Regions from separate parts of the Homo sapiens genome. Here all the other regions are linked to region 3. Evidence: chromatin contacts called from ENCODE Hi-C or POLR2A ChIA-PET data. All regions are on one chromosome and are shown on one strand. Each heading gives the region's core, a stretch centred on a gene start or an enhancer-like site at or near the end of the contact. The rest is flanking DNA. Distances are from core to core; before and after follow the strand shown.

Region 1 (2,700 bases), core at 56-2,555, 330 kb before region 3:
CCCAGAATACTTCTCAGATCTGTTCTGCCCGATTTGCCCCACAGCCTATTCCTAAGCCAATTACTGGCAAGGAATTGGAATCAGGTGCAATGAATAATGTATGATTAATCAAGTTTGAGGCTGGAAGGGGCCCTCTTCCCCTGGGGAATATGATGCCTGAACAAAATACAGGCTCTGGAAAAATGTAAGAGGGAAAGAACGGCTGTAGGATAGGCAGCCAAGCGTGTCTCCACCGCTGCCTATGCAAAGATTTCCTGGAGGAAGTCCAGTCCGGCGTTCTCTAAGCTCCAGGCCTCAACTGAATATCTCAAAAGAAAACAAATATCCAAACCTCAACGTGTCCCAGACTGAATTAATGATTCCCGTTAAAGTAGTGTCTTCCAGTGGTAACTAATACTATCATTCAGATGCTGGAGCCAGGAAAATAAGAGTCACCGTATCTTCTTCTCCCTCATCACCACCTCTAGCGCATCACCAAGTCTTTGAATCCATCTACTCTCTTCGCCTCCACCGCCACCATCCTAATCCCAGTCACTATCAACTCTTCCCTGGAGCTTTGCAACAATCATGTTTGGCTTCCCAGCATCCATTTGTATTTCCCTCCAAACTATTAGTTCACAGTGCAGGTAGGGTGGCCTTTTCAAACCCAAATCTGCTCATGCTCAAAACTTGCTTCCCACTGCTCTTAGAATAGAGACCACTTTGAGCTTGAATAGGCTGTGCACATCCCACCTCAAGACTGCTGCACTTGCTGTTCCTCCTCCAACCCCTTGTCACCCCTCTCCCTCGGCTTAACTGTCATTTCCCAATTAGGTCAGATCCCTTTGCTGCAGCCCGTAGAGAGCTCTGCGCCTGTCCTTCAGGGCACTTTTTCTCCATCTACAGACTCAGATCTGTGACAACACGGAGCTAGTATTTCCTACAACATAATGCCTGGCACACGGTAAGTGCGCAATATGTAGCTGTTGCACGGCTAAATGTATACATAAGCTTCAAAGCAGAGTGGCCCATAGCAAATACGGTCGCAGTCCCGGGAGAAAGCACACACAGCCGAGACCCCACCGCTTCGTCGGCGCCGCCTGGACCAGCCAGTAGCTCCGCCCCTGGGCCCCGCCCCTCCCTGCTGAGCGAACGGGGCGGGGCCCAGAGGTCGCGTGACGTGACAGCAGCCGGTCGGTGATTGGGTCTCCAGGCGCGCCGTGTCGGAAAGGGGGCGCACCCGCGCGCGCTGACTGGCTGTCTGGCGCAGCGGGGCGGACGGCGGCGGCGCCGCGGGGGCGGGCGCCGGTAGGGGCCGGACAGGGTAGGGCCCGGAGGGCGGTGGCGGCGGAGCGGGCGGCATGGGTCCTGGCCGCCGGCTTCGCTGAGACGCGCTCGCGTGGGCTGCCCTCCCGGGCCCGCAGTGGTCGCGGCGGCATGAAGGGCGCTCTGGGGAGTCCCGTGGCTGCCGCTGGCGCCGCGATGCAGGAGAGTTTCGGCTGCGTGGTGGCCAACCGCTTCCATCAGCTGCTGGACGACGAGTCGGACCCGTTCGACATCCTGCGCGAGGCCGAGCGCCGGCGCCAGCAGCAGCTGCAGCGCAAGAGGCGCGACGAGGCGGCGGCGGCGGCCGGGGCCGGTCCCCGCGGCGGCAGGAGCCCAGCCGGGGCCTCGGGCCACAGAGCCGGCGCGGGCGGCCGGAGGGAGTCGCAGAAGGAGCGCAAGAGCCTCCCGGCGCCCGTCGCTCAGCGGCCCGATAGCCCCGGGGGCGGCCTGCAGGCGCCGGGTACGCGGGGACAGCGGGGTTAGCGGACCACGGCTCGGCCCGCTGTGAGACTGGGGTCCCGGGGGCCGGTTTCAGGAGGAGGGGCCCGGGAACAGTAGGGAGAGTTGAGGGTCCTGGTGGCCGCCGAAGGTAGGAGGAGAGGGGCAGGGGTCACACCCCTTCCAGCTCTCGCCAGCCTCGTGCGGGGCTCCGGGGGAAACGCTGGCTTGGGGTGGGATAGGGCCCTCGAACCCTGGCACTGAGGCTCTACGGCAAGTTGGACGAAGTTGAGGGAGGTTGTCTGGGTGGCGTGTGGGGGCGAACGGCTGAGGTCGCTACCCCGGGGCTCCCACATCCAGACCTGGCGGGGACCTTCATCTTCCAGCCCAGCCTCTGCAAGATTGAGGTCGGAGCCACCCGAGAGCGCGGTGGGGAGGAGGAGGGCGCCTGGTCCCGGGGCTGGGGGCCTCTGTGATGCCGGAGGCCTGGGCGACCGCGGGGCGGCCTGTGACGTCGGGGCCCGGGCGGGGGTCCCCGGCGCGGTCCGGCCTGGCGCCTTCGCCCCTTCTCCGTCCGGTAGCTTCCAGGAGGCAGCCGGCATCGTATTTCAGTACTTCGTGTGGTGTTGATGGGATGTGCAACTTATAAATAGCTCAAGGCTGCTTTAAGAAAAGCGTTTTTAACCTTTCCAGCAAGAATATTCGGAGTTCCCCACTCCCTATTTAGCAAGAAAAACCGGTGCGCAGCGTGGTGTCCTGCTGCCTGTGGACGGGGAGGGTGCTTCAGAGTTCATTCTCTCACCGAACTGCGTCAGTGGCAGAGCCAGCAACACTCCACCTGTGTTTCCTGTTTTCTTGAAATGAGGCAGCGGTCCCAAGGTTTGCAGAGTGTTAGGATTAAGATGTGTAGGTTGACCATTCCTGCCGACGTTTGCCAGTGTGTTCAACTTGGCTTTA
Region 2 (2,700 bases), core at 187-2,686, 460 kb after region 3:
CAAAATATTACCAGGAAAAATTAGAGGCCACTTAAATAAATGGTGGGAAATAATGATATTAATGGATTGAAGGACAGTATTGTTAATATACTAGTTTTCCCCAAACAGATCTACAGATCCAACGCAAGCCCAGTACAAATCCTAGCAGTTTTGTTTTTTTTTTAAACTGACAAGCTAATTCCAAAATTCACCTACAAATACAATAGCCTTAGAATAAGCCAAAGCAATCTTGGGAGAATAAAGTCACAGGACTTCAAGACTTATTATAAAGCTACATGAATTAACACAGTTTGATAGTGGTATAAAGTTAGAAAAAGACCACTCCCTCCAGCTCCCCATTCTGCCCCCATCCCTGGAAGGCGCTGGCAGCTTTCCCCATCCGATCTGCATGGGTCAAAGGGCGCTGACGGAGGGCCTGACCGACCGGGATGGGAAACAAAGCGGCCCTGAGATCACTTTCGGTCTAGGAAGCCCACTAAGAAGAAAGCCTGGGCTGTGGAGTTATGAGGAAGGGAATGAATAGTACACGGGGGCCAGGCGCGTCTCCCCAGGAACCAGAAGGCCTTTAGCTCTATTAGTTCAGAACGACTTCCAGCGAGTCCCAGCCCTTTTCCATTCCCAGCGCAACGATCGCCGGAATCCAGGCGCCATCCAGGCCCCTCTGTTCCCTGAAAAGACCACGCAGCCTCCAGTGACATCACGGAGACGAAAGGGCTTGGCCACCTGTGGCAGCCATGATAAAACCTAGGGAAAACGGAGCTCGAAGTAGCTTATTTTATTTATTTTTTATTTATTTATTTATTTATTAAGGAGTCTTGCTCTGTCGCCCAGGCTGTGGTGCAGTGGCGCGATCTCGGCTCACTGCAACCTCTGCCTCCCAGGTTCAAGCGATTCTCCTGCCTCAGCCTCCCCAGTAGCTGGGATTACAGGCGCCCACCATCACGCCCGGCTAATTTTTGTATTTTTCGTAGACGGGGTTTCAGCATCTTGGCGAGGCTGGTCTTGAACTCCTGACTTCGTGATCCACCCGTCTCGGACTCCCAAAGTGCTGGGATTACAGGCGTGAGCCACGGCGCCCGGCCTGGAGCTTGTGTTACTAAAAGACATGCAAACGCCCTTAACCGCTAAGCTCCTGAGGGGTAACGGTATGCTACAAAAGTGCTTCTGAGCTACTACTCCTGGAGGCTTGGTCCGAGTGACCGCAGCAGTGGGCGCGGTGGAAGAGAAGGAGAACGTGTTGGCCCGGGCCTCCATAACCATGGCTGCTAGGGGCGGGGACTGGGAGCGCGGGTCCCGGGACTGGGAGCGCGGGTCCCAGGCCAGGGTGCGGGCTGGGAAGACTCGGTCCTCCACTGCCCCAGCAGGCCACGCGCCCGCGCGTAGCCTCCCGCCCCGCTAGCAGCACGCTGCGTGGCTGCTCGTTGGCTACTTACGACGGAAGCTCGGTTGGGGTTTCTGCAGAAGTTTCCCCCTTGGGCGGTGGCGGAGCTGATAAGCGCGCTAGTAGCAGCTCTGGCAGAAGCAACGGTGGCTTCGAGGGATGGCGGCGGCTGCAACAGGACCTGCAGCATCCCAGAGGTGCGTGTTTTTCCTTCCCTTTGCTATTTATTTTATCCCCTTTCCTTGGCTAGTGGGTCCTGCTGAAGTCGTTGTTTTCCTGAGAGGTTTTTTCCAGAGCTTCTCAGATGCTCTAATCCACTGCGGCGTTAGAGGTGAGAGAGCCTTTTCTGCTTCCTCCACCCCTGGCTGACGCGCCTCCTCCCAGCAGCACCTGATTGGGACCCAGGGTCCTGTGGTTACTGCGTGTCCGCCCCAGTATTGAGATTCTCAGTCTCCTCGCGTTACCTCAGACTCCTGTCTTGCCCTTTCCATTTCCAGACTCTTGCATTCCTGCACTTCTGAGAAAAACCTCCTCCATTTATTGGGAACATGGTTGACAACTGTAGTTGGGCTGAAAGGATTTTTTTTTTTTAATGGCAGTTATGACTAGAAGAGAAAAGTGGACTCTGGGCTCGATGAAAATTAATTTTTTCGTTTGACATCATTGTTGCCATTCTTATGTAAAAGTGCCGGTATGAAGTCAGTCTACTGGAACAAAAACCTTTTCCCTCACGTCCCTGAAACTTTCCAGATGTCTTGTCATAGTTCATTATTCACTCATTTGTTTATTCATCAAAAAATGTTTTAGGAGTTGCTGTGTGCAAAGGCGCTGATTGCTATGGGTTAGTCTTAGTTATATACTTAGCTAACCAAGAAATCACTTCTTGCAGGTGTGCAGTGAAGACAAACTATAAAGCTGTAAAGGAATGTAAAAGAGCAAGAGTTAAATAATAGGAGTTAAAGAAGAGCCTAAAGATAAATGATGCTGTGGGTCACAGAATTTAACCAGGAGGTTTTTGTTTTTCATTTTGTTTGTTTGTTTTTTGCTTTAAAGCACATAAAAAAGGACACCCTGTTTTGTTGTTATAATCTAACATAAGTAACGTTAACAATTTGAGGCAAGACGGCGTCTTTTCTAGCTATGGCTTTTATAAGAAATGTGCCATAGGGTGCTGGAGCCTCTGTTAAGGTGATATTTGAGCAGAGACCTGAAGAAGCAAGAGAATTCGCTTAGAAGTTCTGGGGAAAGAGCATTCCAGGCAGGACCAAGAGCCAGTGCAGAGATCCTGAAGTAGGCATGAAGTTGGCCTGTGTATGGAG
Region 3 (2,700 bases), core at 123-2,622:
GTGGAGGTTGCAGTGAGCCAAGATCACACCACTGCCCTCCAGCCTGGGCGACAGAGAGAAACTCAGTCCCCTCTCCCCCCACCAAAAAAGTCTCCAACATTTCCAAAGTTCCCTAGGGAGCAAAATCCTCCTGGTGAAGAAGTGACCTAAGGCCTTAAACCTGATTCTCTTGGCATTAATTAGAACCCTGCTATCCATGACTACAGCCTCCAATCACATCAACTACTGAGCACTGGAAATGTGGCTAGGACCACATGTTGAAATAACATTTTGGATACACTGAGAAAACCACAGTATGTTCTTAAAATTAATTTCATGTTTTAGATTTTCATGTAGCTACTAGTTTAACATTTAAAATTACGTATGTGACTCATCTTCACTGCCCTAGAATATCAGACTGACTTCTAAAGACAGAGACAGGAGGGACAGCACAGGAGGTGGCAGGGGCCTCAGTCTAACCCAGAGGCTCTGGAGACATCCCAGAAACCCCACAACAAATACACTTGCCACATAGTAAGATTCTGTCCACACTGACTTCACAATCATTGTCCTGGGGTTTTGGGGACAATCACTCAGTGCTGTGAAGGCTGCAATGCTGGGTTAGGTAGGTAGGCCATTACAAACAGCCTGATTCGGGGAGTAAAGTGTTTATGTATTGACATCCTAGCTCTCTCATCCTTTGTGAGCTTGGCTCTATCTTTTCACTCCTCCTTCTTCATTTTTAATGATATAAATAGGGTGGTTGTGAGAATTAAACGAAATACTACATGAAAAGAACAAAGTGTCTTCCAAATATAACGGGAATCAACATTTACATGCTGCTTAGTAACTAGCGCTTAGCTAAATGCTTTACAGGGGATGGCTTACCTCTGAACGACACAAAGCAGTTTTTACTAATATCCTCATTTTCAAACGCTCAAGTGACAGAGCCAAAATTCACGAGGTCCTTCTAGCTCCTAGGCTCGGCCTCTCACCGCAGACCCACGGGCTGTACGCGCTTTGTGGCAGGTTCATGGTCAATACAATAAACGCGCATTCCCCTCCTGAAGCCAGCACCGCGTTTTCCGACGCCTGGCTGCATTCTGGCGCCCATACCTCGGCCCGCACCGAGCATCTTCCAACTAGGACTCAGCCCCACCTAACGCCCCCGGAGCCCGCCCCCACCGGCCCTTCTCAGGCTGAGGTCCCGGGCCGGCCGAGGCACAGGGAGCGACGGCCTGCTTTGGGGGAGTTCCCGGGACGTCGCGTTCCCGCCCCCTGGACACTAGCACATCCCTCCCTGCAGGTCCGCAATCCGCGTGGAGGCCCGGCGCTCTCACCTGAGCTGCGAACCCTCTGCACCAGCAAACACTAACAGGGAGAAGCCGGAAAGTGGGGTTGACTGCACATGCGCAGACGAAAACGCGCATATCCGTTCCCAGCATGCTGCGCGGTAACCCATAACATGCAAGACTACGTTTCACATGCAGTACGGCGCCAGCTGTCAGTGTTTTTTTGTTTGTTTTTCCCCCAAGATTTATGGCGTAATAACATGGACCGTCCTGATAACTGGAGCCCGGGTTCTGTCAGAGCCCCAGAGGTTGTGGGTTAGACTTGATGACATAACAGCAAATGCAGCGTGTGGTTACAGAAAGCAAGAGCCGCGGAAGACGTTTGAAAACAATTGGGAAAATTTGTATACGGACTGGAAATTAGAATTATTAATTAATTGTGGCAGCATTGGGATTATGTAGGTAATCTTGCTTATTCATAAAGAGATGTCTATGTAAGTATTTAGGATTGTATTATGTTTGTAAGTTTTTGGGTTTTTTGGTTTTTTTTTTTTTTTTTGAGACGGAGTCTTACTCTGTCGCCCAGGCTGGAGTGCAGTGGCGCGATCTCGGCTAACTGCAACCTCCGCCTCCCGGGTTCAAGCGATTCTCCTGCCTCAGCCTCCCAAGTAGCTGGGACTACAGGCGCCCGCCACTACGCCCAGCTAATTTTTGTATTTTTAGTAGAGACGGGGTTTCACCATGTTGGCCAGGCTGGTCTCGAACTCCTCACCTCAAGTGATCCGCCTGCCTTGGCCTCCCAAAGTGCTGGGTATACAGGCGTGAGCTACCACTCCCGGCCCGTTTGTAAGTTCTTTTTAAAAAATAATTAGAAATGGGAAGTATGGCAAAATGTTAAGAATATCTACTTCTAGAATATGGACATGCTTATTGACTATGTGTTGGAAAATTTTATAATATAAAGTTGATAAAGGGAAAATTGGGACTGTAATGTTACAAGTGTGCCTTTTAACTTAGAGCTGCCACAAAAATACATAAACAGCTTTGTGAATAAAGCCGTAAAATGTAACAAATACTAGAAAATGGAAACCATTATTAACATAAAAGAATAATATTTGTGATCCTCAGTTTATCTCTGGGGGGAAAAAAAGAAAAAGCAAGTAAGCTGTTCAGCATTACATAATACCTGAAGTACACACAATCCCAACTAAGAAAACCGTTATCCACAAATTATGCATCTCCTAGAGATGAGCTTGCTTAAATCTTATGTGGTATGCTTCTGAAATCAGGAACCAAATTAGGAACCTCTCAGCACAGTATTTTATGACACTCTTTTTAGTAACACACATACACTCACACACACACGGTTGATACTTTCTAACAGGTTATTTTATATGGCAATGATAAGTTTTGATTAGCAAGAAAAAAG
Region 4 (2,700 bases), core at 151-2,650, 330 kb after region 3:
GAGCAGAGTTTAACTGTGCAAAGAACGATTTGCAAATCAGGCAGCCCCTGAACCGACTCCCTTGCTGCTGCACGGTGGGGGAGGATTTATGGACAGAATAAAGAAAGTGACCTACAGAAAGCAAAAGAGAGATACAGAATTGGACTGGTTACAGTTTGGCATGTGCCTTATTTGAACATGGTTTGAACAGCTGGCAGCCTTTGGCACAAGAGTAGGTTACAATCTGTTCCAGTTCACTATGTATGGAGAGACCTTTTGATTCAAATTTAAAATACAAAAAGAGGTAGCTTTAGGCCCAACATAATTTAAGCACTTCTAAAAGGTAGAAGGGAAATAGCTTTATAACATTAAAAGAGCACTAACTCCTCAAAAATTATAAATAGGACTTTATGAAAATTTAAAAATCTTCTCTTCATCTAAAGGCAAAAGCACCATGAAGAAAATAAAAATGGGCCAGGTATGGTGGCTCACATCTGTAATCTCGGCACTTTGGGAGGCCAAAGTGGGAAGATTACTTGACCCCAGGAGTTCAAGACCAGCTTGGCAACATAGAAAGACCTCATCTCTAAAAAAATAAAATAAAATAAATTTTAAAGGAAGAAAATAAAAATGCAAGTAACAGAGATAAAGAATACACTGTAGCTGCAATACTGAGATATATATATATATATATATGTATATATATATATATATATATATTTTTTTTTTTTTTTTTTTTTTTTTTTTGAGACGGAGTTTTGCTCTTGTTGCCCAGGCTGGAGTGCAATGGCACGATCTCGGCTCACCACAACCTCTGCCTCCTGGGTTCAAGGGATTCTCCTGCCTCAGCCTCCCGAGTAGCTGGGATTACAGGCATACACCACCACACCTGGCTAATTTTTTTTGTATTTTTAGTAGAGACAGGGTTTCTCCATATTGGTCAGGCTGGTCTTGAACTCCCGACCTCAGGTGATCCACCCACCTCAGTCTCCCAAAGTGCTGGGATTACAGGCATGAGCCACTGTGCCCGGCCTGGTATTTGTTAAATAACTTGTATCAAGAATCAAAAAATAAATTATCACTTAAAAAAGTCAGGTAACATTTGAGACTAATCATTCAGTGTTTAAAGAAAAAAAATGGAATATTTTAAATGTATGTACTATGAGCTCTTCAAAAGTGAAAAATTGTTCCAGCTTTTCTAACTTGAAATGAAACTCACTGAAATCTCTTACAGGGTAAATTATCATAGTGCTTTGGCTGGAGAAGCCCACACAGAAGCAGAAACAGTAAAAAACTCTTTTTAAAATTTATTTTTCATAGCATCATTGAGTTACAATTGACACACAAGGAATTGCACATATTTAACGTGGACAATTTCTCTTGAGTAGCTGACACTGCTGAATGCCCACTGGGTGAAACATCAGGAAAAATCAGGGCAGTGCCACTTCTGATGTTACTCTGACTCATCAAGTTAAAGATTCAACTGCAAACATATGGTTTGAGCTGGTATCTTGTTTATAGAATTTGACTTTCACCGAACAAATGAGCAAATCTACAGACCTGGCTGGACTTGTATCAGCACCCACTACTCTTCAAAGGATTTTTTTTAATGTGAATGCTCAGCAACAAATGTAAGTAGTGATAAATATTCAGAGTTAAATAACTTTATTGAATATCATGGTTGTTCTGGAACAACTTTGTTTATATTTGCACTCTGGGTGCAAAAGGCATGACAGAAAATGGCTGGCACCAGGGCACAGATCAAGGCAGGGGCACCAGCACCAAATTAGTAGTGGTAGCATTCTTCCCTGCCACACACTGGGGATTAAAAGAAAAAAAGGCAATTTCTCTTAAGAATGTCCTGGACGGCCAGGCACGGTGGCTCACGCCTGTAATCTCAGCACTTTGGGAGGCTGAGGCGGGTGGATCACGAGGTCAGGAGTTCAAGACCAGCCTGGACAAGATGGTGAAATCCCATCTCTATTAAAAATACAAAAATTAGCCGGGCATGGTGGCAGACACCTGTAATCCCAGCTGCTGGGGAGGCTGAAGCAGAAAATTGCTTGAACCCAGGAGGCAGAGGTTGCAGTGAGCCAAGATCGCACCACTGCACTCCAGCCTGGGTGACACAGCGAGACTCCATCTCAAAAAAAAAGAATGTCCTGAAAACGAGGCACTAAAGATAGTTACTTTTATTAGTCTTCTTCATCCTGCCCCTATAAAAAATGCCTCTTTAGTATTCTGAGTGATGAAATGCATGGAGTCCACAAAGCTTCGCTGCTGCGTATTGTAGCATGATGGTTGCCTCAAGGCACAGCGCTCGGGAGTCTGGGCAGGACCAGCTGCATGGAACAGCATTTGGTTTGAAAGAATGATGGGTGGACAAACTGATTTTTCAGATTAGAATAGTTAGCAGAAGCTGTCTTGAAAATGAAGGATGCAAGTCCATCACTGTTGCCACTAACAGAATTCATGTTTTCAAGCAAAAATTAGAACTTTGGAAAACTTTGGAATCATTAAGTATTCAGAAGGTGAGCTTCAGAAGTTCTGATGACTTAACGTTTCTAAGGAGATCTGTGGTGAAATGAATGAATGTGATTTATGGATAGTGTATGAAATGTCAATATTTGAAAATTCTGCATAGTTCAGTCATAAAATATTTTCAAATATGTCAAGGAAAATAGAGCCAAAGTGCAAGATAATCAATGGATATTAATGTAA

What was found. Hi-C counts contacts between places; a loop is a spot of excess contacts on that map. ChIA-PET counts read pairs that join two places held with the same protein, here RNA polymerase II (POLR2A). Pooled maps may share reads with other maps.
Region 1: a map of CD8-positive, alpha-beta T cell shows a loop between it and region 3 (5-fold over the local background). The contact joins the promoter of HABP4 here to the promoter of ZNF510 in region 3. A Hi-C loop is called at or near these places in 3 of 168 maps with a recorded cell type or tissue (CD8-positive, alpha-beta T cell, Caco-2 and PC-9), 2 of 37 single-sample maps with no recorded cell type and 16 of 50 pooled maps. POLR2A ChIA-PET finds 5 or more read pairs at or near these places in 4 of 52 experiments (CD4-positive, alpha-beta T cell, CD8-positive, alpha-beta memory T cell, HepG2 and 1 more).
Region 2: a map of CD8-positive, alpha-beta T cell shows a loop between it and region 3 (8-fold over the local background). The contact joins the promoter of SUGT1P4-STRA6LP-CCDC180 here to the promoter of ZNF510 in region 3. A Hi-C loop is called at or near these places in 4 of 168 maps with a recorded cell type or tissue (CD4-positive, alpha-beta T cell, CD8-positive, alpha-beta T cell and naive thymus-derived CD4-positive, alpha-beta T cell) and 9 of 50 pooled maps. POLR2A ChIA-PET finds 5 or more read pairs at or near these places in 3 of 52 experiments (CD4-positive, alpha-beta T cell, CD4-positive, alpha-beta memory T cell and activated CD8-positive, alpha-beta memory T cell).
Region 4: a pooled map shows a loop between it and region 3 (2.7-fold over the local background). The contact joins the enhancer-like site here to the promoter of ZNF510 in region 3. A Hi-C loop is called at or near these places in 6 of 50 pooled maps.

What each region holds. Positions count from the first base shown.
Region 1 is chr9:96,448,864-96,451,563 of GRCh38, forward strand. It overlaps HABP4 (hyaluronan binding protein 4), which reads left to right and starts at 1,306. Exons shown (of 8, transcript NM_014282.4): 1 at 1,306-1,765. The coding sequence starts at 1,417. RefSeq lists an enhancer at 724-803 and silencers at 1,084-1,623, 1,634-1,693, 1,774-1,823.
Region 2 is chr9:97,236,990-97,239,689 of GRCh38, forward strand. It overlaps SUGT1P4-STRA6LP-CCDC180 (SUGT1P4-STRA6LP-CCDC180 readthrough), which reads left to right and starts at 1,437. Exons shown (of 45, transcript NR_036529.1): 1 at 1,437-1,578. It also overlaps the pseudogene ANKRD18CP, the pseudogene SUGT1P4 and the pseudogene SUGT1P4-STRA6LP. RefSeq lists enhancers at 845-1,670, 1,679-1,838 and a silencer at 1,598-1,892.
Region 3 is chr9:96,776,715-96,779,414 of GRCh38, forward strand. It overlaps ZNF510 (zinc finger protein 510), which reads right to left and starts at 1,373. Exons shown (of 6, transcript NM_014930.3): 1 at 1,320-1,373. RefSeq lists a silencer at 1,134-1,233.
Region 4 is chr9:97,103,996-97,106,695 of GRCh38, forward strand. No RefSeq gene overlaps it. Among named protein-coding and RNA genes, the nearest start is that of CTSV, 66 kb to the left of the region's middle. Within about 2 kb of position 1,401, at least 2 of the 41 ENCODE cell types and tissues checked have a DNase peak (open chromatin) inside an H3K27ac peak, as active enhancers do.